2 separate regions of the Mus musculus genome follow, and region 2 is linked to region 1. The links are chromatin loops, found by intact Hi-C in ENCODE. Cell type or tissue: left cerebral cortex. All regions are shown on one strand. Each heading gives the region's core, and the rest is flanking DNA. Links, peaks and the distances in the headings are about the cores only.

Region 1 (11,078 bases), core at 2,084-10,083:
CTGTGACTTGCCTCAAAACTCTTGTTTAGCAGGAAAACATTTGTGCTCCTGGGCCAAATAAAAATTTCCCCTTCCTAGTGTCTGAAGGAGAGAAGGGACTTCAGATTCCCCCAAGGCACAGTGATCGCCGGATTCAGAAGTCCCATGGTGGAAGAGTGAACCAACTCCTGAATACTGTCTTCTGCTTGTCATATGTATGACATGATGCATGTGTTCACACACTTACATGAATAAATATACAAACACTAAGAACGAAGGGATGGGGCTCTTGGAGCAGAAAGTGCATTAATGTCCCCTGAATGTTATTTTGGTATCTTTCCTGTATATTCTCTCTAGTGAGTCCTCTACAAACTGAGCTGTCTCAGAATACCAAAGTGTTTGTCTGCTGAGTGTCACAGGGCGCTCTGCTTGTTGAAGCTGGAACCGCGTGAAAGCCTGGGTTAAACTCTGGAAAGAGGAAAACACACCATTCCTCTGGCAGAGTGATCCCTGTGCAGTCAGTGATGTGCACGCCCCCGCATAGGGGCTCTCCCACGGTGCGGACCAATATGCACCCACAGGCACTGGCGCCGCACGGGTGCCTTTCCTCTCCACCAGCTTTCTCGCCCAAAGAATCCGCTTATTCCCCTGCCGCAGTGTTTTCCTGTCTCCATGTGCCGCCCATCCGCACAGGTGTTTCGCTTTCCTTGTGACTCTGAGTTTCTTTGAAAAGTGAAAAACCACGGGAAAAAAGCGAAAGTTTCGGGCAACTGCTGAGAGTGGTATGTGCTTGTTTGTGAGATGTGCTTTTGGGGCGGAAGGAATGACCCGCTACAGTGACGTCATAGAGGCAGGAAACCGCGCGTAGCTGATATCCACGCCCCCTGCCCCCCCCCCCCCCCCCCCCGTTATCCTCATCCCAGAAGGCAGCACAGAGGACTATCTGGTTGGCTGGCTCCAAAAGGCACAGGAGGTCCTTTCTTAACAAAAACTGACCCAGTGCCAGAATATTCTTTGTCTGTCATTCTTTGAGATTATTTTATAAAACATCAAGTCTCCATATGCACCATACGTGCGTGCAATTTGGGCAATGAGCAGCTGTAGGGAGAAAGGAAAGAATGGGTTTTTGGACCTCCTACCTGCTGTGAAGTCACAGCACCTGACACCACCCTTAACTACACTGTGGAAGGGAGCCCAAGGAACTAAGAGCAAGGCTGCAGAGGAAAGTATCATGTTTGACTGATAAACGAATTCTTCTTAAATATCATATCCCATTGTTTTTTTGGTTTGTTTGTTTGTTTGTTTGTTTGTTTTTCCGAGATAGGGTTTCTCTGTCCTGGAACTCACTTTGTAGACCAGGCTGGCCTAGCACTCAGAAATCCGCCTGCCTCTGCCTCCCCCACGCCCGGCTAGCCCATTGATTTTTTAATTGGATATTTTCTTTATTTACATTTCAAATGTTTTCCTCTTTCCAGGTCTCCCCTTCGGAAACCCCCATCCCATCCACCCTCCCCCTGCCTCTATGAGGGTGCTCTCCCACCCACCCACTCACTCCTGCCTTCCCGCCCTGGCATTCCCCTTCACTGGGTCATCGAACCCCACCTCAGGCCCAAGGGCCACTTCTCTCTCTGATTGATGTCCAATAAGGCCATCTTCTGCCACATATGCGGCGGCCGGAGCCATGGATCCCTCTATGGGTACTCTTTGGTTGGTGATCTAGTCCCCATGAGCTCCAGAGGGTCTGGCATGTTAACGCCTCCATGGGACTGCAAACCCCCTCAGCTCCTTCAGTGCCTTCTCCAACTCCTCCATCAGGGACCCTGCGCTCAGTCCAATGAGTATCCACCACTGCCTCTGTATTTGTCAGGGTCTGGCAGAGAGTCTTTCCAGAGACAGCTATATCAGGCTCTTGTCAGCAAGCATTTCCTGGCATCCACAATAGTTGGTAACTGTATATGGGATGGATCCCCAGGTGGGGCAGTCTCTGGTTGGCCTTTCCTTCAGTCTCTTTTTTCTTTCAGTCGACACTTTGTCTGCATATTTCCTCTTTTGAGTATTTTGTTCCCCCTTCTAAGAAGCACTGAGTTGACTCTTGTATCCCATTGATTTTCATATACTGAAAATACACCTCTTGCTATAGCAGTTCCAGTTCACTGCCTCAGTGCCACCTGTACCCTCTCAGCCATAATCCCCCTGTGGTCAGTGGTCCCACCTTCCAGTAACCCAGTAAAACAAAACTCTTGAAGCTTATAATTAACCAATCAGATTTATGTATCAATAAATTCTCAATCCACAAGATTCCAATGCAATGATTTCAGAACCAATTGATAATAAAAAAAAAAACCAGCTGCCCACCTAGATTAGACAAATTATCCCAATTTCCCAATTATTCTATCCTTTATGATGCCCTATGTACCTGTGGCTATTTAATGCCACACTGAGTCTGTACCTTCCTGTCTGTGTCCATCTTGCTTCCCCCGTCTCTCCCTCGAGTCTCTCTCTCTCTCTCTCTCTCTCTCTCTCTCTCTGTGTGTGTGTGTGTGTGTGTGTGTGTGTGTGTGTGTAACTCTTAGCTCTGTCTCCCTTTTCCCTGTCCAATCACAGGCCTCCTGCTGCACTAATATTTTAATGTAATTGGACAGGGAAAATCCTGCCACATATCACCCTTTCTGTTTAATTAAATAAAAAAATCTTTTCTCTCAAAACTATAAATTAAGCACAACTATTACTATTTTGTAATTTATAAGGTATAAGATAGATCTAACACCCAGTCTATCATTTTTGTCATTAAGATAGAACAATGTCATCTGTCCTAATTAAAAGACTTAAAATTCTACACCTGACTTATGTCCTGGCTTTAGATTATATGCCATCTGAAAACCATGCTCTCAAATCTGTTCTCTCAATGTAAATAACTGGGTTGGCTAAGAGACTATAAGTCATCTTTTAACCCCATCAGAAATCTGAGAATAACCAACATTACTGAAAATATATAGGAAGCCTAACACAGCTTCCAGAACTGAGACAAACTGTAGAGACAGCTGCTTACCTATACAGCCCTAGTAAGTCAGGAAGTTGAAGCATCTATCTGTCTTCAGCCTTCTGGCCCAGGATCATCTGACAGACCTTAGAGATACCAGAATATTAAGGACTAGCCTATTCTGTCTTGGCAGAACAAAGCTGTCCTAACCTGTAAATTGTGTCCTTTCAAGAACAGTACAGGTCTGCAAGAGAGATAGGCAATTTCTGCCCAGTGGCCACCTAGCCACAAATGTACAGCCTCACCTGGAGGTTAGATGTTCAGCTGCTTCTTTGAATCCATGAATGGGAAGCTGTTACAAGCAGATTTGTCTCAACCACAAGTGAATAAATAACATTCAATGTCACATTCTGTGATTTTTGACGTTTTTGAAAGCCAACTATCTATGTAAAGTAATCTGTTGGACTGTTGTCCATTAACTGCTCTCAGCTGTTTCTAATTAAATATCTGAAAACACTCTAACAATAAACTTAGAGACATGAATTTGTTATTTGGCCCTTAACTCACCGGCTTATTCATCTCAGACCAGTTTATAAAAACAGTTATAGAAGGACTGGATCTAAGCCCTGTACTTTCAAAATTTTTTGTATCAATAGGAGAAATTTATAGTAATGAAAACCTTGATTTTGTATCAAAACAAATTTTGTACCAAAGTAAGAAAATATGTCTTAAACTTAGTAACAATTAAAAAGCTTTCTACCACAAATATGTCTTTTAAGAAAGAAAGGAAGGAAGCAAGCAGACAGACTGAGCAAGCCAGGGAAAGCAAGCAAGCAAGCAACACTCCTTCATGGTCTCTGCTTCAGTTCCTGCCTCCCGATTCCTGCCCTTGCTTCCCTTGATAATGGTGTGCCTTGTAAGATGAAATAAATCTTTTTCTTCTTAAGTTGTTTTTGGTAAGTGTTTAAAAACCAAACTAGAACACTTGCTAAAAAGATAGAGCGAATGAGTCACTAGTAATTATGACCTACCATTTAAGCCCCCTTGCCCATATCACCAAAGCAGTCAACTGGTTCTTGGTTGATATTAAAGAATAAGTCTCTGCTTTAATGGCAACAGATTGGAGGGCCCAGACCAGTAAAGAGTTGGGCAGGCTTTAATTGATTCATGTTAGTAACAGGGACTGTGTGCATTAATAAAACAAAACCAGGTGTCGGAGGAGCTTCATCTACGCTCCATCCAGTCCCTCTGACACTGACTCTCACCTAAACTGGCTCCTCTGGTTATACCCACAGCAAATAGAAACCTGCAGCATAGCTGCAGTCCAGTGGTCACCATTAATAACACACATGTTTATATCCATGCCCAGGCTAGGAGGAGGGAGAAGTGGCCGGGTTAGGAATTCAGCCTGCAGAGGGAAAATGCTGAAGAATGGGTAAGTGCAGAGCTAATGCCACTAGACTGTTCAGTGGCCAACAGAGCCTTGATAGAAATGTATATGACAGAGTGAAAATCTTGGTAAGTTAAGTCAAGAAACCATTCCTTACCTTTTTCACAAGCCCTTGTATGTGCATATGGAGGACACTGGACAAGGTGAAAGGCATTTGGTTGCAGAAATATATATATATATATCTGCTTCTGGACCCTTTCCTGGAGTCCTCTGAGTTGCAGATGCTGGAGCTGTGACCTGGATATAGATGTATCTGTTGGAGCTGCTTCTCCTAGGATCTGTTGCTGTCTACATTGTGTCCAGTTGTGGTTTTCTGTGATGGTCTCCATTTGTTACCAAGAGAGGCTTCTTGATGAAAGGCAGTAGCTACATTTATATGGGGAAAGCAGCATGCAGACCGTTTTGAATGACATAATGGGCCTAGCAATGTAAATAGGAGATTGTATACTGTTCAATTTTTTCCCTGCTCTTATTAATTGACCAAGATATATAAATCAAGATTCTAATTCTGCTTTTTTGGTTTGTTTTGCTCATTTTGTTTTATGAGAAAAAATTCCCTGACATTCTAGTTCAACCCAGGAGTGGTTATTCATGGTTTTAATCCGAGTGCTTTGGAGACAAAGGCAGGTAGATGTCTGTGAGTTCAAAACCAGCATGATCAGCAAATCAAGTTCCGGGCCAGACAAGGCTGCATAGTGAGATCCTGGAGAAGGAGGGAGGGAGAGAGAGGGGGAGGAAGAGAGGGAAGGATGGAGAGAGAAAAAGTGGAAGGGAGGAAAGGGGAGGGAGGGAGGGAAAGAGAGAGAAAGAGAGAGAGAGATTGATTCACGTTGGTCATTCAGTCTTTGGACTGGAACCCATCTCAGCGTGAATTTCAATCTTCACCAGTAGAGGGCAGAATAACATCAGTCACTATAATGTATTTGCTCAAGCAATTCTAGATATTCATGTGTTCTTCTGGATAATTATGATAACCCCAGATTACATTCATCTTCAATAAGCACAGTTGGGCTCTCAGGCATTTAAATACCCTCAACTGTATAGAACAGAGGACAAACCTGCTATTAAAATGTAAGTTTAAAAAGTCTTTTTTCAAAAACAATAATCTCCGTCTACCTAGTAGTGGTATAAGATTAATAGCACCGTTTTCAAGCGTACCTTGTTAGCTTTGGGTGAAGTATTCACTTGTTCGAGATTACTATCCATATTTTGTTATTTAAATCAACAGGCAGTTTGTTGTTTAGTGAAAGACCAGTCTAATGTGGATCGTCAGTTAATCTACAGCGTCTGTGGAAAGACCCATGCTTACTGAATCGTGGTGACACGATTCACCAATAAGGTGAAATATGAGCCTTCTGCTCTCTGCTTTACTTTTCCGTTGTTAAACTTGTTCTTCAACTTTCCTTCCTATCACCCACCTATGTTACTATCAGTCTTCCTACTGCGCTCATGTTAAAAAATTAAATTGGCTACTGTAGATCCTTTGTATAATGACTGTTTCCGAGTTTATACTTTTATTGATAATTGGGACATCTGAAGCCACCGTTCTCTCCTGTTTTTAATCTGCCAGAAGCTTGTTTTCCCTTGGGACTGTTGGTCACTGAGTTGTTATCGGCCAGGACGTCTTATTTTGTATTGCTTCGTCTCTGCAGACAACATCCTCAGAACCAGAACCAGAAGCAAGCCAAGTAGAATCCTCAAGAGAGTCTATTGTTATACCAAGAAAGTGATTTCATAGTCAGAGTTTAACCTAGTCTAGAAGGCTCTCTAGCCCCACTCCATCATCTCCTGCCCAGTTTCTTGTGTTACTTAGCACTTCAACTTCTGTCCATCCACACAGTTAAGGACTGGACCCCAAAGACACTGTCAACCAGGGAGAGCAATACTGCAGCCATACTTTTTAAAAAGTAGACTTTTGTCTCATACCATACATTCCACCTAGTTCCCCGCCCCCCCCCCCCCCACTCTTCCCCAAGGCCTCCAAGAGACAACAGCCAAACAGGACAAAACAAGATGCAATAAGACAAGGCAAAAGCCCTCATATTGATTGATGCCAGGCAAGACAACCAAATTGGGGGGGGGGTCCTAAGAGCAGGCGAAAGAGTCAGAGATACACCTCTCTCCACTGTTAGAGTCCCACACAAACCACTAAGCAAAGAGCTATAATATAGATGTAAAGGGTCTGGCATAGACCCATGTAGGCTCTGTGCTTGCTGCTTTAGTTTCTGTGAGCACATGTGAGTCCCGCTTAGTTGATTCAGTGGGCCATGTTCTCCTAATGTCCCCCATTCCCTCTGACTCCCACAGCCTTTCCCACAGCTATTGCTCCCCCTTCCCCTTCCACCCAGTCTTCCTCCTTGTTCTTGATCTTCTTTGTTTCAGTTTGAGTGGTAAGCTTTCTTCCAAACCTCATTGGGGATGTGGGGCATCCTTGGTCTAGACAACCAGAGCAGTTCTCATCTTTCCTGAATGACTGCAGAGCAGTTAGTAAAGCAATCATGGAGACAATCTTGCTACAAGGCTCAAGTGTTTCTATTTCCTTCCCCACTTTTAAAAATATTTATTTATTGTTAGATGTGTGTGTCTGCTTTGCCTGCCTGTATGTATGTACCTCATGTGTTCTTGATCCCTGGACTAGAGTTAGAGAGGGTTGTTAGCTGTCATGTGAGGACTGGGAACTGGACTCAGGTCCTCTGCATGATCAGCAAGGGCTTTAATGACTGAGTTCCTCCCGCCTTGTCCACACTGGTTATGTGTTGTCATACAGCATCTCTCCAGCTCCCACCTCAGGTTTCCATTGTCTATGTATTCTCTTACAGCTGTAGCTGGCATCAACCTACAATTACCTGGAAAATCGAAACAGACAAATTAAAAACCCGCAAAATCACTGGTGCCCAAGCTTCTACTTCACTGTTTTAAAATCAAAAGATATTCTTTTATGAAGTCCCTCGGTAAAATGAGAATATCAGAAAAGTGCTTACCACTTAAAATGTCCTTTGACTGCAAAATATTAAGAGTCATACAACTTGACTTTTGAAATTACTATAACACTGACTCCAGAAGAGTGTTGAAGTAAAAAGGAACAACAACAACAACAACAAATCAAGACAGCTAGAAAAGCATGGCTGGACATCTCTAGTGCAGAGGAGGCATGTTGACACAAGTACTGTTCCTCCACAGAACTCAAGAACAACTCTAAGGATGACAAGGAACAATGTGAAGTTCCTGCACAGTGCCACTTGGCAACATTTAAAAAAAAATTTATTCCCAGAGGACATGAGATGCTGGGTCAATGAAGACTGAAAGTGACACAGGGAACCACTAGGACATCCCTTGGGACAGAGTGAAGCTGGAGCTCCTATTTCCCATTCAAGGCAGAGGCTCATCCAGAGCACACAGAAGGTGCTCAGCACCACCTGGCAAAGCTGGTCTGGTCCTTTGCACTAAAGTTTAAGAATTTTTCTACTTGTCTCTTTGGCTGTGAATCTAGCCTTTAAGCCCTGAGCCAGCTCTCCAGCCCAGGAGATCCTGCCACTTCCTTAAAGCCAATGTATTCCTAACTACACTCTAAATACTTAACCACAGGCAAAGGTAGACTCTCACTCTCACATTCCATCAAAGAAGTTCTCACCCCACCTCCACCATCAAAGTCGGGAGACCAACACAGAAAGCCACAACTAGTCAAAATGAAAAGAAATAGCTGTGTGTGTGTGTGTGGGGGGGTGCCCAGGCCTAGTTAACACATCTATAACCCAAACCTTGCACCTAACTAAGGCCCAGGGAGCATTGCAGAAGACGGGGGGGGGGGTGGGGGGGGGTGGGGGGTGGGGAGAGGTTCTAAGAGTCAGAGGACCAAGAAGTCTGCTGTGAGATTGTGCTTTCTAGATATGACAGGGAACAGTGTGGCTGCCTACCCAGACCTGAACAGCGACAACACCAGTTGACATGCCAACACAGATAAAGAAGACCTCATCAGGTCACACCCTAGAGGAAGTCTTACAAGCAATTAGCAACCGATGACAGAGGAGAATGAGTCTTCCTAGGGAAGAGCCCCTTAATTGGTTCTCAGTACTGAGTGATTTTTTTGTTGTTGTTGTTGTTTCTATGTATATGTAACAACAGTGCTTGGAGAAAGAGGAGTCTCTTAATGGAGCAAGGATGCAAGCATGGGAAGGGGTAGGAGAAAGGAGGAGGGGGAAATGATGTAACTGCATTTCAGCTAAGTTTTAACAAGGATTTCTTCCCTCGATGCTCACTAATAAGTGTGTATCCATTCTCAGTGCCCATGTGCTCGTAGTTTTAAAATGATAAACTATTTAATGAAAGTAATAAAGGGTAAGTGAATGAACCCTTGAATTAGGAAGATGAGGGCGAGTGTCCCAGAGAGCATCACCGGAGATTAAGGAGAGGCCAACCTGGAAAACACGTCACTGCTGTGAGCAGGATCATTGCCTGACCTCTGATCCCCTACCTATCTCAGCACCCAGCAGTGGGCCGTAAAAACCACTGTTTCTCTTTCATATCCCTGAATGTCAGGTTTCTCATCATTGTCCTGTCCCCAACAGCACACAGGGCCGTGTCCAGCCATTGTGAAGAAGATTGTATGTGATGTTATAATTCTGAGCTCTGCACTTGAAGGAATTACCAGAAAATGCTTGTGGTTTCCCATAGGCAAATGCTTGTGGTTTCCCATAGGCGGAGCTGTTTTGGAAAGGTGTAGAAACTGGGACAGAGAATCTCATAGACTGTCTGAGTCAGTGGGATACTTGGGGTTTCCCATAGATGGAGCTGTTTTTGGAAAGGTGTAGAAACTGGGACTGTCTGAGTCAGTGGGATTGGGTGCTGATGTTTGATAGCCTGACACCATTTCTGTAATGAGAAGAGTAATGCCGTGCCCTCGGTGCCCCAGAGAGAAGCATGGACATCTAGTCACTTGAGTAAACGTGATACATAGTATTAGAATCACTGTTCTGTGGTCACCAATCCCACTCATGTTCCTGTGGACACAGCTACACCCTTCCCTTTGCAGTTGGAGCCATATGACATATTTTTCTTTCCTTCTCTTTCACTTTTCAATTAGTTGAATCCTAGGATAGCTCATATTAAAAGAAATGGCAAGGTTCAGTAGTCTGATTGACCCACCCCAGCTCCCTTGTGGTCCAAATGGAGTCTGACAGAGCAGCTGCCTAGAGAAACTCAGATAACAGCTGTGTTCAGTAAAGATGAACTCTCAGGCCTTGTCTTTCACATCCAGGGCCAAGGTTACACTCCAGAGTCAGCAGCAGCCTCCACGTTTTTACCAGGAGGTGGATATTTCCCTTCCTCCTTCTCCATTTCCCTCTTCCTTACTGAATGCTATTCAGAACTAAAGACAGTTTTACTCTATGTTTTTTGTTTTGTTTCGTTTTGTTTTTTCAAGACACAGTTTCTCTGTGTAGTCCTAGTTGTCCTGGAAATCACTCTGTAAAACAGGCTGGCCTCAAACTCACAGAACCACCTGCCTCTGCCTCCTGAGGGATGGGATTAAAGTTATGTGTCTGCTATCACCACTGGGCTTACTCTATACTCAAGTTTTGAGGAAAGGGGTGTCTAGAGGAGGCATATCCTTTCTTTAATTCAGAATTCAGAGGTCATAGCTCAAGCTAGAATATAATTATTATCACAAATGATTATTTTACACAAGTGGAGGTGTTTGAGCCACAAGTCAGGGTGCCTTGGGATAGAGTCTTTGCACTGGCTAGCACTGGCTAACTCTGGGACTTGCTCTGTTGTTTTAAGCAAGTTACTTCATCTTTGAAGTCTTGTTTTCACCTGAGAAAAACAGACAAGGTTGTTCAGAGAACTGGGTAATTGTTAGATGACGGATTTGGTTCTGGAAACTTCCTGGTTTAAAGTAGAAAAACAACAAAAAGTTTTCCAGACCATGAGAAGCAAAACGACCTGTATTTTCAGTCAAGTGTGGTAAATATTATTTTCCTTCCCTGACTCCACTACCTCTCTGTGAACTTAAAGGTAAACAGATCCCGTCCTGGGCCTCACAATGAAGTCAGCACGGTCTTTCCCTCCCTTGCTAGCTCCTGTGTTTTCAGTTGTTGGAGAGATTACCTCACTGTGGCAACCTCTTCCCATTCAGAAGTCCATTCAGCTCCCCCTCCCCTTTCATTTAAGCCAAATCTAGGTGCCTCTACCAAGAGCTGCTTGCAATGATTAAACCAAACTGGGATTGTCTGGTTCTCCAGCAAGCCTCTACATTCAGAAGTAACTTCCATGGCAGACTACCCAAGGACCATGAAGTAGAAGTAGTTGCAGAGCTTGTGTCCTTTGTATCTGTAGTGTAGCCAAATCAGCGAGTCTCAGTGGACTTCAGACAACTTGCTCCGCATTGCTTTGTGATGCCTTCTGGAAGGGCGTGGCTAGGAGAGATTCGAGCCTGTCACTATCAGAGCCCTCCGGAAGCAGAAGCCCCTCCCCGTGGCATGGTCAGCTTCCTCCCAGCCTTTGCCAACCAAGAGCGGACTGCTTCAGTCCGGCTTCCTCTGTCAACTCGCCCCTCTGTTCCTCAGCAAGGCTCCTTCGCTGATAATAATTCTAACCAGCTAGATGCATTTAACTTAATTTATAATAAGCATATGACTCAAAGCTACCACAGAAACAAGAGCAAAGGCTCTC
Region 2 (11,078 bases), core at 2,147-10,146, 64 kb after region 1:
CAAAGACAATGTCTTCCCATTTGCAAATTACTTTATATTCTTTTGTGTAGGGTTTGGTTGTCCTTGGGATGTTTTTTCCCTATAACCAAGCTCTCAAGCTCTCAGAAATTTTGCTTTCCTGGAATATATTCACTATGATCCAATGAATACCAAAAGGTACTCAATGAAAAACCCTAAAGCTCTAATATTTTTGCTGTCTAAATGTCATTTGTACAATATGAAATTTATATACTACATTTATATTTTTAATTTAAAATCTCCATTTTTTCACTTTTTTTGTTTTGACCTTTGAACTTAATTTGATCTCTCTCTACAAATGAATATTTTTAATATTCATCCATATTAAAGCTCTCCTCCATAATGTTATTATTGCTTTATTTAACCTTCAAACTCTGTCCACTCTTTGGTCAGATGTTTCTGCTTTTTACCACATCTCCCACACTGGTTTTCAGACAACAACATGTTAGCTTTGAAGGGGGTCTTTATGTTTGTACAAGACCTTTACCTATCATAAAATACAAACTAACTTGTCAAGAAGACATAGTTGAGAACTTAAATTCAAGTCGTGCTGAGCCTGGAAAGTCAGGGTATGTTGTATGTTAACACACATACGCCATGACACACATGTGACAAAGGACAGCTTGCAGGAGTCAGTTGGTTCTTTCCACCATATGAGTTCTGGGACAGAACTGAGAACATCAGCTGTGACAGGCACCTTTATACACTGAGCCAGCCTGCTACTATACTATTACCCACACAGACATTAGAACTTTCAAAGTATCAAAAAAATAAAAATAAAGTTATCCTTTTATTCAAGGTTCAGGAGAAAATTGTTCTGTGTGTTTTTCATGGAATGACCACCAGAGACAATTTAGAATCCATCTAAACTTGATTCCCTAACCCACCACTTTACATGTGGGTCCTAAGCTATTACTTTACTTATAGTAATAGTCTGTCTATCTCCTATACCTTTATGGATGTGGACTTGAGGCTTGAACCAATTCTAAAATTTAAGAAAGAACACACACACTACAATATAATGACTCTCAAACCAACTTAAAAAAATAACAAATAATCTGCTTAAATATCATTATATACAGCAAATTAAAAGCAGAGGTGAGATAGGAAACACACAGACTGCACCGTTTAGGAGATTTCTGAAATCTTTAATCTTTCCAGGCCAGTTTTCCAGTCTGTAAAATAAAAACGATCACGGCAGCTAAATCACGAGAACTGTGGAGAAGGTCTCCCATAGTACACACAAAGCATGGGGCACAGAAAACCATCAGAAGATGAAGACAACTCTACAGTCAGTACTGCTCTGCCAACAAGACAGGTGAGACACATATTTTATTTGATTTTGACAAAAAGCTCTGGGTGATATTGATTCTCTGGTCCAAGAAGGCAGTTCTGTATCCGTGTTAATGAGATGGGTTCTGAACTACAAGTGAATAACAATGACAAGCTGTTTTTATATTTTAATATGTCCAGCACACATTATTTTTAGCTTCACTAATTAGTGCTAAAGCTTGTCAATCCGCCAGTTATTTCTAAATACACAGTTTTCTTACCGCTTCTAATTTAGTAAATTTCAGGGGAAAAAAAAACCTACGAACACTTGTAATTGGTAAAATGAATTCTTCAAAACAAAGACTGGCTTTAAATGAATTTGTTCCTTAACTGAGACTTACTTTTCCATTTTTATTTATTGTTTTGATCAATTGTTAAGTAAAACAAAATTCTGGACATCAGCTTTGAAAAATTATCAAATACATTTATCAATAAAGGAAAGTAGAGCTTTCAAATTCATCCTCTTTGTCATTACTTCAAATACATGGGCATTTCACCAGGACTTGAAAACCCCCAAACAGGAAAAATCATATTAAAGATTTAGTGCTTCAAAAATTAATCTGACTGGTCTTTACTTTACATTTTCCTCATTTTATCTTCATTTATTTCTCTTTTTCATCAAAATATTCTCAGCTACTGGTGGTTGAAAGTGATAAATCACAAAAAGCAAGCATCTCTGAGCTAATTTGACTCAATATTTAATAAGATCAAGAGGACTTAAGTGAAATTTTCCTTTTATATAAAACTAAAAATTTGTCTCCAGGAGTTAAAGTGTTATAAAACTGTGACTGCTCAATTACTAAAAGCAAATAGAAGCTAGCCATCACACATCAATCTAGGTATATCTACTTATCTGTTACTTTGAAATAAAATCCAACCTTTTTCTTTGCTTGCACATAAAACCTCATCTTAATCCTATCTCTGAAGCCCCCGAGGGCTTTAGTCTGCCACTGGAGATGACTGGGTACCGAGAGGTGTTTCAGAGTTACTGAAGTCAGGATGAAATCTGACTTCACTTTAAAAAAAAATATTTTTTAAGTTTAATTAGATTCCACACTCTATCCATTTGAGAGAGAGAGAGAGAGAGAGAGAGAGAGAGAGAGAGAGAGAGAGAGAGAGAGAGAGAGAGAGAGAAGGAAGCCGGTCAGTTAGTTTTGAGTTATGGCACAGAACAGGACAGGACAGGACTCACCAGGCAACAGAATGACCGGCAGAAACATGAAAGTTCTGGTCTAAAGCTACTCCTCATTTAAAAGGCTCCACTCACCTGTAGAGCCGAAGGAGTCAGACTCCCATCTGTCCAGACACTCACACTTTTAATCTGGTTTTGCTTTATTTCGGTGATGGGGATTGAACCCAGGGCTTTGTAGGTACAGAGCAAAGTCACTGTTGTTATTTAAGACTCACAAAAGAATTTGATCACTGGCGTTGTGATGATCACTAAACAGCCAGGCTTAAGTCAGGAAACAGTTAACAATCTCCACAGGTGACTCAATAGCAACTCTGTGAAGAGGACTATATCTATAGCACACTATAATTTAGCAATCTCAGACTGTGTTAGGTAGTAGCTCTCATGAGTTGGATTCTGGGCTATCAGTCCCTTGCCTGTATTAAAACACTAGATTCTAAACAATTTTTAACAGAGACGTATAGAAATATTGGTCTCGACTAGACATTGCATGCTATACTTAAATCAGAGAGAGAGAAAAAAATCACTCAGCCCACAAGTTGTGGAGCACGACTTTCAGGGCTGAATTCTCTTAAGTTATGCAACACACATTCAGCTTATTAACATGGTCAAAGTCTACCTGAAATTGTCAGAGATAACTAAAGGAAGGTTTCAATTGTCAGGTTAGAATGGCTTTTAGACACAGTAGGTTTCTCCCACCACCGCCATCCCGGTTCGAGATCAGAATTACTTCCAAAGGGCATCAACTTAAAACACAATGAAGACAGTCCATCAAAGAATAACCTCAGCAGAAAACTTAAACCAATTTAATAGCTAAAATTCACTACTTTATACCTTTCCCATCTTCCAAATTATATAAGCATAAGTAAATCTCTCTCTCTCTCCCTCTCTCTCTCTCACACATACACACACACACACACACACACACACACACACACATGAGCACGCACGAACAACTACAATGCAAACTGTAAAAAAACTCAACATAAGTGAAAAGCCTAAATATATTCTGAGCCACAGACTCCTACCCACTACCCACCCTAGAGGACTTATAATTAAATCATACTATGTCTTGATTTCGTCCCAATTACTTTGAAAGCAGCTTCAATAAGGCTACAGCCTATACACAAATGGCACTAATTTCCCCATCTGGGTATAAGTCTTTTAACTCCAGTTGTTATGCCCCTGGCAAGGAAGTAAAACTGAGTTAGACCACGGACTGGATCTGCTGTGGAGCACAAGCTTCCGCTTTGCAAATGGCAGAGCTGACTCTTGTCTGTCCTGTCTTCTCTCAGACTCAGTAAAGGGGAGTGGGGTGAAGACTCTCAGACTTGTGGATCTGTGTCACGAAGACTCAGGCTTATACAGCAGAAAGAGGATCAACACGCATTGCTTGTTTTCTGAACGCTCCCCACCCCCGCTTCCCCCGCCTCAAGTTTCTTGCATCAGAATGATGTGTCAGAGACATCACAAAGCAAGAAATGGAAGTGGACCAAAGAAGATCATAGTATGAGCATTGGCAGTCATGTACATTGCATTTTCCCTGCTAAAAGTGTAGTTTTAAATTACTAGGACAATTATTGTTTTGCTCAGAAGATTGGTGCTATTTGGGATATTAAAATAATGGTGTCTCAAAAGAGTATTTCTCTGAAAATAGAAATCACCTAGCGAATTCTCTGTAATCTGCAAGTTGGCTTCAAGTGCTCAGTAGCTAGGATCGGCTAGAAAATACGAAACAGAACATACTTGATAAAGCCAGAATCAGGGTTTCAAGGTTATTGGAAGAGGACTTTCCCCCCTCTGCTGTCATGCATGCAATAACTGTATATTGCTTAAAATGTTAATCCCAGGAAAAGCAGAAGGTCCTAGAGAATGAATCTACAAGTAAATCTTGACCCTACACTCTACCTTTTAACCTCCTTACTCCTGAAGTCAACACAGATTTCCCCCACACCCATGTGCAATGGAAAGCTTCCTCCATCATCTCCAACCTCCTCCCAAGTTTGTTTGTTTTTTTTTTTGTTGTTGTTGTTTTGTTTTTTTAAGCCTGGAGTGAAAGACAGCCGGAGACTCTACAAATGAAGCAAGCACATTAGGGTACTTACATGTACAGATTAAATAACTGATCTACTTTCTATACAATTTACTGTCATTGTTTAAAAGCCCCCAGTGAAAATGTAGCTCAAAATGCAAAGATCAAATTTCACCATTTCTTTTACTTAAGCTGCATCTATTCTAGATTCAACAAAAGTTTTTTTTTCCCTACATTGCAGAACTATGTAATAACAAAATTTATCACTCATTAAAACTTTTGAGACATTTGGGGGTTACTTTTTAAGCAACTAGTTATTAAATATATCAAGAAGATGTTTTAAAGCATTATTACTAGCCCTTTCTTGTTTATGATTAGAGAATTATCTATCCTAAAATGCCTTCAAATTCCATATTGTCTTTTAATACTATATTTTATCCCTTAAATGTTAGTAATCAGAGGTTACATTTTCGCCTTTTTACGTTTAAAGTTAAGAGCCCCCACAATGTTCAAATGATAAAAATACTTAGACACAAGTAATGCAATTGTGGCAATTACGAAGAATTTAATGTTTTCTAATCTCAAGGCGTCAATATTCCCAGCAAAACACATTTAACAAAAACCTATCACTGAAGAAAATTATTGTTAAAACAAATCAATTAATGTTCTATAAGTACCCTAAATAGTTAACAACGGTATTTAATATAGCTTCAGTTCTGGGGCAAATCAAGAAAAATGATTTCAAAATGAGGGGAAAATGATACACATTTCTTGTTCTCCATTTTTTTCCACTTCCATTTTTATAAAGATATTCAAATAGTAGATGTCTCATAGCTTTCGTCCTATAATAACCTATTTAAAACAAGCCGAGTCCACACTGTCCGTCAAGGATTTAGTCACTACTATGTACTCTTCAGAATTTATAAAACTTCAAGAGCCTTCTAGGCTCTTCTAGCTTTCAGGCTTCTTGCTCTCTCTCACATCAACCATGAAGGCAATACCTACGTATAAAATAAAGACCTAATATGATGTAAAAGAAAAGTTTCCAGAAGGCCCACCCCACCTCCAAAAAAAAGTCTATTAAACACGAATCAAAAATGCCTATTTGGGGACCCAACCTAGTTTTCAAGAGGCCCTGTACAAGTTACAAAGGAGAAAGGAAGCGAACTATATTACTTCCTTGGTGGGGGACAACCGCACAATATTATTTTAAGCCTTTTTTTTTTTGATGATAAAAATCAAAATAAAATACCTACGGAACTGCCTCTGGAGATACTGAACAATAACCAGAATGACAGTGGGAAACAACTTAAAAAGTTAGCTCCCCTCCAACCAAACACGAGAAACTCAATAAACCTAAAGTCGAGCGTCACTTTTAAATCACTTAAAACAAAAATCAAGTCAACCAAAACTTTCTCAAAACAAATGATAAAACTGAGCATTGTCGAAACTCCCGTTCACCAAGTATTTTAATCCACAGGTAATAAACTCCCGCAAAATAAATAAATAAATAAAAATAAAAAATTCGTGCCTACTTCCCCCTCTAATTCCACTTCAAAGGTGCCAGGATTTCAATGAGGAAGCTGAAAGACGGGATTCGGATTCCAGAAGCAGTCCCCAGGCAGGAGGGCCACAGCTCCAACCCTTGGTGCAGGTTGTGAGCCCCATTGCCTGTCCCTGTCCTTTAGCTCTTTAGGAGGCCACCTAAGCTTGTTTCGCTGCTCCCTACGCGGCCACTGCCTGGCTGAGGAAACCCTGCAGCAGCCGAGGAGCCGGCCCTTCCAAGGGAGGGTCACGGAGAGAAGGGGCAGGAGCTGACGAACATCCTTCATCCTTTTTCCACCATACGAGTACGAACTGAAAACAAGCGAATCCTCGGCTGTGGGGGTTCTCACCGCACGCCTCGTTTCTGTGCACTCCACCGGAGAAGCCCCCGGGAAGTTTCCAAAGCACCCAGAGTTTGAAATGGTGCGTGGGCAACGCGGGGACTCCCCAGCGGAGAGCGCTCCAGCACGCACGCCGCGCTCTGCTTCCCTGCGCGCTCGAGGATCGCGCGCGGCCCGAGCGTGTGGCCGAGCGCGGGTGGCTGTGCGGGACCGCGCCTCCGCTCCCCACGCGCGCCGCCGAGCCGCCTCGTCCCTCGGCTCCCACCAACCCCAGGGTGGCTCGCCGCGCGCCCGGGCCCGCTTACCTGCGGCCTCCACGCACCCCGCGCGCGCCTCTGCGTCCCGCGTTGTGCGCAGGTCGAAAGAAAGCGCCGCGGGCTGTGCCACCTCCGCGCGCCCACACCTGCCGCGCGGCCCGACGCCCCGCCCCGGCCCCGCCCCGACGGGACCGGCCGCGCCTCCGCCCGGCCAGCACCAGCTGCAGCCGGCGCAGCTCCCGAGCGCCGCGGCTAGGCAAGGTTCGCGACAGTCACCGCTGGGGCGGCAGCCACCGCGTGGCAACCTGCGCGAGCCCCGGCATTCTTGACCAGCAGGCCAGCGGCGATGCTGGCAGGGGTCTTCAGAAACCCTGGCGACTGGTGCAGCCCAGGGATCCAATGGCGTTCAAGCCGGAGGGGAGCTCTCCCATCCCTGGCATCCTGGTCTTGGCTGCCTTGAGGCCTTCCTGGACGTTTTTTTTCTGTACCCACCTGCTCCGGATCTTGTTCTTGAGCAGCCTGAGTGCTGCTCTCTGAATCTCTTTACTGGCGTTGCCTTTGTATGAATGCTCCCGTGCACTGCCCTGTCTCCAAGCACGTCATTTTTATTGTCCGATGAGATTCATGTTTAATACTAGAGCGTACAAGCAGAGACATGCGCTTTCCCAATCCTTTCCATGTAAGTTTCAATTACCTAAAAGGTAGAGGTTAGGTTGCCCATCTTGGAAATTCTCAAGCAAATACAGAATTATACACAGCAACATATTTTTTTTTCTGTAGTCTGCAAGCACAGCATGAGGCCTTTTACACTGATTTAAGAGGGTGGAAATTGTCTTTGTACAAGTAAATGCAATTACATTTTAGCAAAAGTCCCATTACCCACCAAGAAAAATTCTACAAGTGGGGTGAGGAAAGGAGACGAATAAAATTCATGGTGATGTTTAATTAATGATGAGATAACATCTCAGTGTAAAAAAAAAATCACATATTCAAACCAGGTGAAAATTACTCACCAGATGTTCCTTAATGAGGTGGTACTCATTTGCTTAGCCGACTACAGAAAAGACAAGCCAAATAGGGTTGATTTATTACACAAATTACACTAACATGCATATATATGAGCTTAAGACTTATGTGAGAAACTCGGGTTTAATTTTTCCTTATGAAGCAGGTGCATAAAATGTTTTTTTTTAATGCTCTCTCCTACACCCAAGTTATGTGTGTTAAGGTCGTGATGATTAATGGTTAACAGTGTTGAATGCACAATGGTAGGAACCATTACACTTCACCTGAAAATGGCTCTGACTCATGAACTCCATTTTGAAGAACTGAAAACTCTCAAGGTTGATCCACTACCTTGATCAAAAAATAAGAATCGGCAGTCAAACATGTCACTATTAAAGTAATTGTGAAGTTTTTTTGAAGTTAGCTTTAAAGTTTATAGTCTGAGTGCAGAGGGGGGAGAATCAAATACCCCCAAATCATGAAAAGCAAGCCTTAAAATGAGAATCTAGAAAGAGCTAAGTGTTTGTCTATCCATAGAAAACCCAAAAGCATGCTTTGAAGTGCAAAAATATTACTCTAATTTTATTTATTGAATCAGGATGTTGTCAAATGTAAGTGGCCATTTAAACATAATTCTTTTGGTGAAATGGGAAGGGGGGGTGGTAATATAAACCCGGCCAGGAAAGACTCAAACTCCAACAGAAAACCTAATAGATGAGCAACTACAGGCACTTCATTTATGGGACTTTTTTTCTTTAAGGTTTAAGCAGAAGTCTAAATTACTATTACAGATGAAACTGCTTAATGCTTATCTAAAATTATATAGCATGATACTTTGAATAGCAAATAATCAAAAAAAGATAATACATTTCAAATTATAAACATCAATGTAAAGAAAAACAAACATTTGTCTTTCAGGCTTTGATCCAGGCAGACAAGTTATTTGTCCCCCAAACAAATACATAATTTTGAACACCCAAGTGCTACACAAAGCATAGAAAAGAGGCCCCCTTCTCACCCATTAAAGTTCCGATGGGCTTGTGAACGGAACATAGCAAACAGTTTCAGTGTTGGCTGCTCACCCAACCCATTGGAAAGGTTGCCAGTTTCTTAGACTTTAAATATGATTTTTAAGAAATATTTCTTTTTAATGGGAAAAAAACCTAACAGGCAACATAACAGCTCTCTTCCCATAGTGTTCCCATCTGTTAAAACTAGACGGTGGCGGATGAATATCTGAGAGTATTCTCAAGTGTCGTACAGTTAAAGATAAGATGAAAGTAAATGGAAAAAAATATGTGATTAATAAAACAGTAAAGCTTTCAAAAACAAATGTGGTTCCTCATTTGTCCTTAGGAAACATAAAGTTTTCAGATGTTTAAAAGAATCTTCTTCTAGCTTTAATTTTTTTTGAAAGCTCCAATCCCATGCCTTTTATTTTTGATAGTATTAGGTGTAGAAGGAGGGGTGGGAGGAATGCATTTTGGGTTATGTGTGCAGTGAGACACGAATAACCCTAATGGAGACAGTGCGCACTCTTCACATGGGATAGCATGGGTAAATAGCAGCAAGCCAAGGCTGTCATCTGACACCATGTCCTTTATTCCATGCTGAGGTTTAGAATGTCACTTCATACAATAGTGTTGTTTTCTCTAAATATTCTATCTCACCTAATTTCCATACAGAAGAACAGTTAAGGAAATACATGAATTATTGAAATAAACTGAGTGAGGTAGAAAAAGAATCATATTTAAGTTTGTTTCTTAGATGGATTTTTATAGAAATGTGTTCAAAAGGTATTTGGTTCTATTCCATTTTACATAAAACGAGCCGTCTGGACAGCTCGGGTAAGGGAGCTTGCCTAGGGATCCAACTTTAATTCCTAGACCCACATGATGGAAGGAATGACCCACTCCTACCAGTTATCCTTTGACCTCCACCTGTATGCCACGGCTTGTACCTGTGCATGTACACACACACACACACACACACACACACACCCTTCGCAGGCTAAGTAGATAAATAAATATAATATTTTTAAAAATTGAAATGACATCTTTGGATCGCCTTTAGTTACATAAAATTTATCAAATGCTGTATCAGTTTCCAGAATCTTTCAGCCTTGCTCATCCAGCTCCCATTTTAGGAGCTGTCAGGAGACTTCTCTTTATTGAAAATGTAGTGAGTAACACCAGCTGCTCACACACAGTGGCTAACATGCACACGGCTCTGAATTTCTCTCACAAACAAATCTTTCTGATCCCGGGCCTTGCTCATCTTTGAATCATCGGTGTTTTGAATCCACAAAGGGTAACAATGAGAAGGAAGTAGTTCTCAACTGCAAACACACGAGGAAGCTTAGAATAGGTCTACACAGACTTGATATCAATTACTAACTGGGCTGTGACAGTGTAAGTTTTGGTACGATCTCACTCTGAGTTCATCTCTTGAAAGCAATATCATGATAGCTTCAGCCTGGCTCCGGGCTTCGGATGCAAATCATCATCACTCATTACTTATAATTTGCTTCACAACTTACAGAGACATCAGATGTTAAGTACCACAAAAGCAGAGAAACATTGAAACCCAGCTGTAATAAACGTAAGATCATTCCAAAGAAAAAAAGTCAGTTATTCTTCTTACCCAAACCCTGGTGATGGCTTCCCCGTCTGTTAGCTTTAGGTTACGTGAGTGATGACTGAGTGAGGTAAGGATATAGATGGGAGAGCATGGGAGGGGCTGCTGGGAAGGGCTTTGTGCAGTAGATGTGTAGGATTGGATCCACAGTTAGAGACTTCCCACTCACTAAGAGTGCACCACAGACTAGCAGCACTGGCCTCCCTGGGAGCTTGCAGGAGACAACTGCTGAGCCAGGACTGGCTTTTCAAGATGCCCGTTCTTCAAAGTACACACCAGTGTCTGGCAAGCGCTGCCCACTGAGACCAAGAACTGAGAGAAATGGTTGCCTGTCCTGTGGCTTTGGCTGCCTGGTATCTCTAGCTGGAAAACCAGAGAAATAATCTGTTACAAAATCCTGGGATTATTTTTTTTTTTAAATGAGGGTCTCAAATGAGGTAAAAGATTTCTCTCAGTAAGGATTTTAGATGAGTCTTTTAAAATTCTATCAGGATCACAAGCTAGTTCAACACATTCGCCTGGAGGGTGGACATGGCCTTTGGTGTTTGTTCTGGGCAGTTTTCTGTTTCGCTTCAGGTTCTTCAGGCTTAGATGAAGAATCCTGAGTCGAGTCTCTGCAGTTTTTAGAGACTGAGAAGTCCAATGGTGTAGAGTGTGACTCTGCCTGCTTACTTTCCTTAAAAGGCACATGTGTTTATCGGCTTCTCCAATGCTCTGTGACC

The links. A loop is a pair of places that touch in the nucleus more often than their neighbours do. Peaks named below come from ENCODE experiments on the same cell type or tissue, not always from the same donor. Only the 100,000 strongest peaks of a DNase experiment are listed, where the experiment ranks them.
Region 2: a loop joins it to region 1, with 2.7 times the contacts of the local background. A loop is called at or near these places in 11 of 42 quality-filtered maps.

Annotation. Positions count from the first base shown.
Region 1 is chr4:88,867,597-88,878,674 of GRCm38, forward strand. Gm34457 (a long non-coding RNA gene) reads left to right here and starts at 4,331. Exons shown (of 3, transcript XR_390701.3): 1 at 4,331-4,394; 2 at 5,638-5,748; 3 at 7,229-7,299. In left cerebral cortex, for the core only: CTCF peaks have their summits at 5,296 (motif pointing right), 5,503 and 9,127; a DNase peak (open chromatin) is centred at 5,300.
Region 2 is chr4:88,931,635-88,942,712 of GRCm38, forward strand. Gm49890 (predicted gene, 49890) reads right to left here and starts at 10,408. Exons shown (of 3, transcript NR_132735.1): 1 at 10,363-10,408. In left cerebral cortex, for the core only: no CTCF peak of the experiment used is centred there; DNase peaks (open chromatin) are centred at 6,518, 6,996 and 9,960; H3K4me3 peaks cover 1,628 bases; H3K27ac peaks cover 1,110 bases.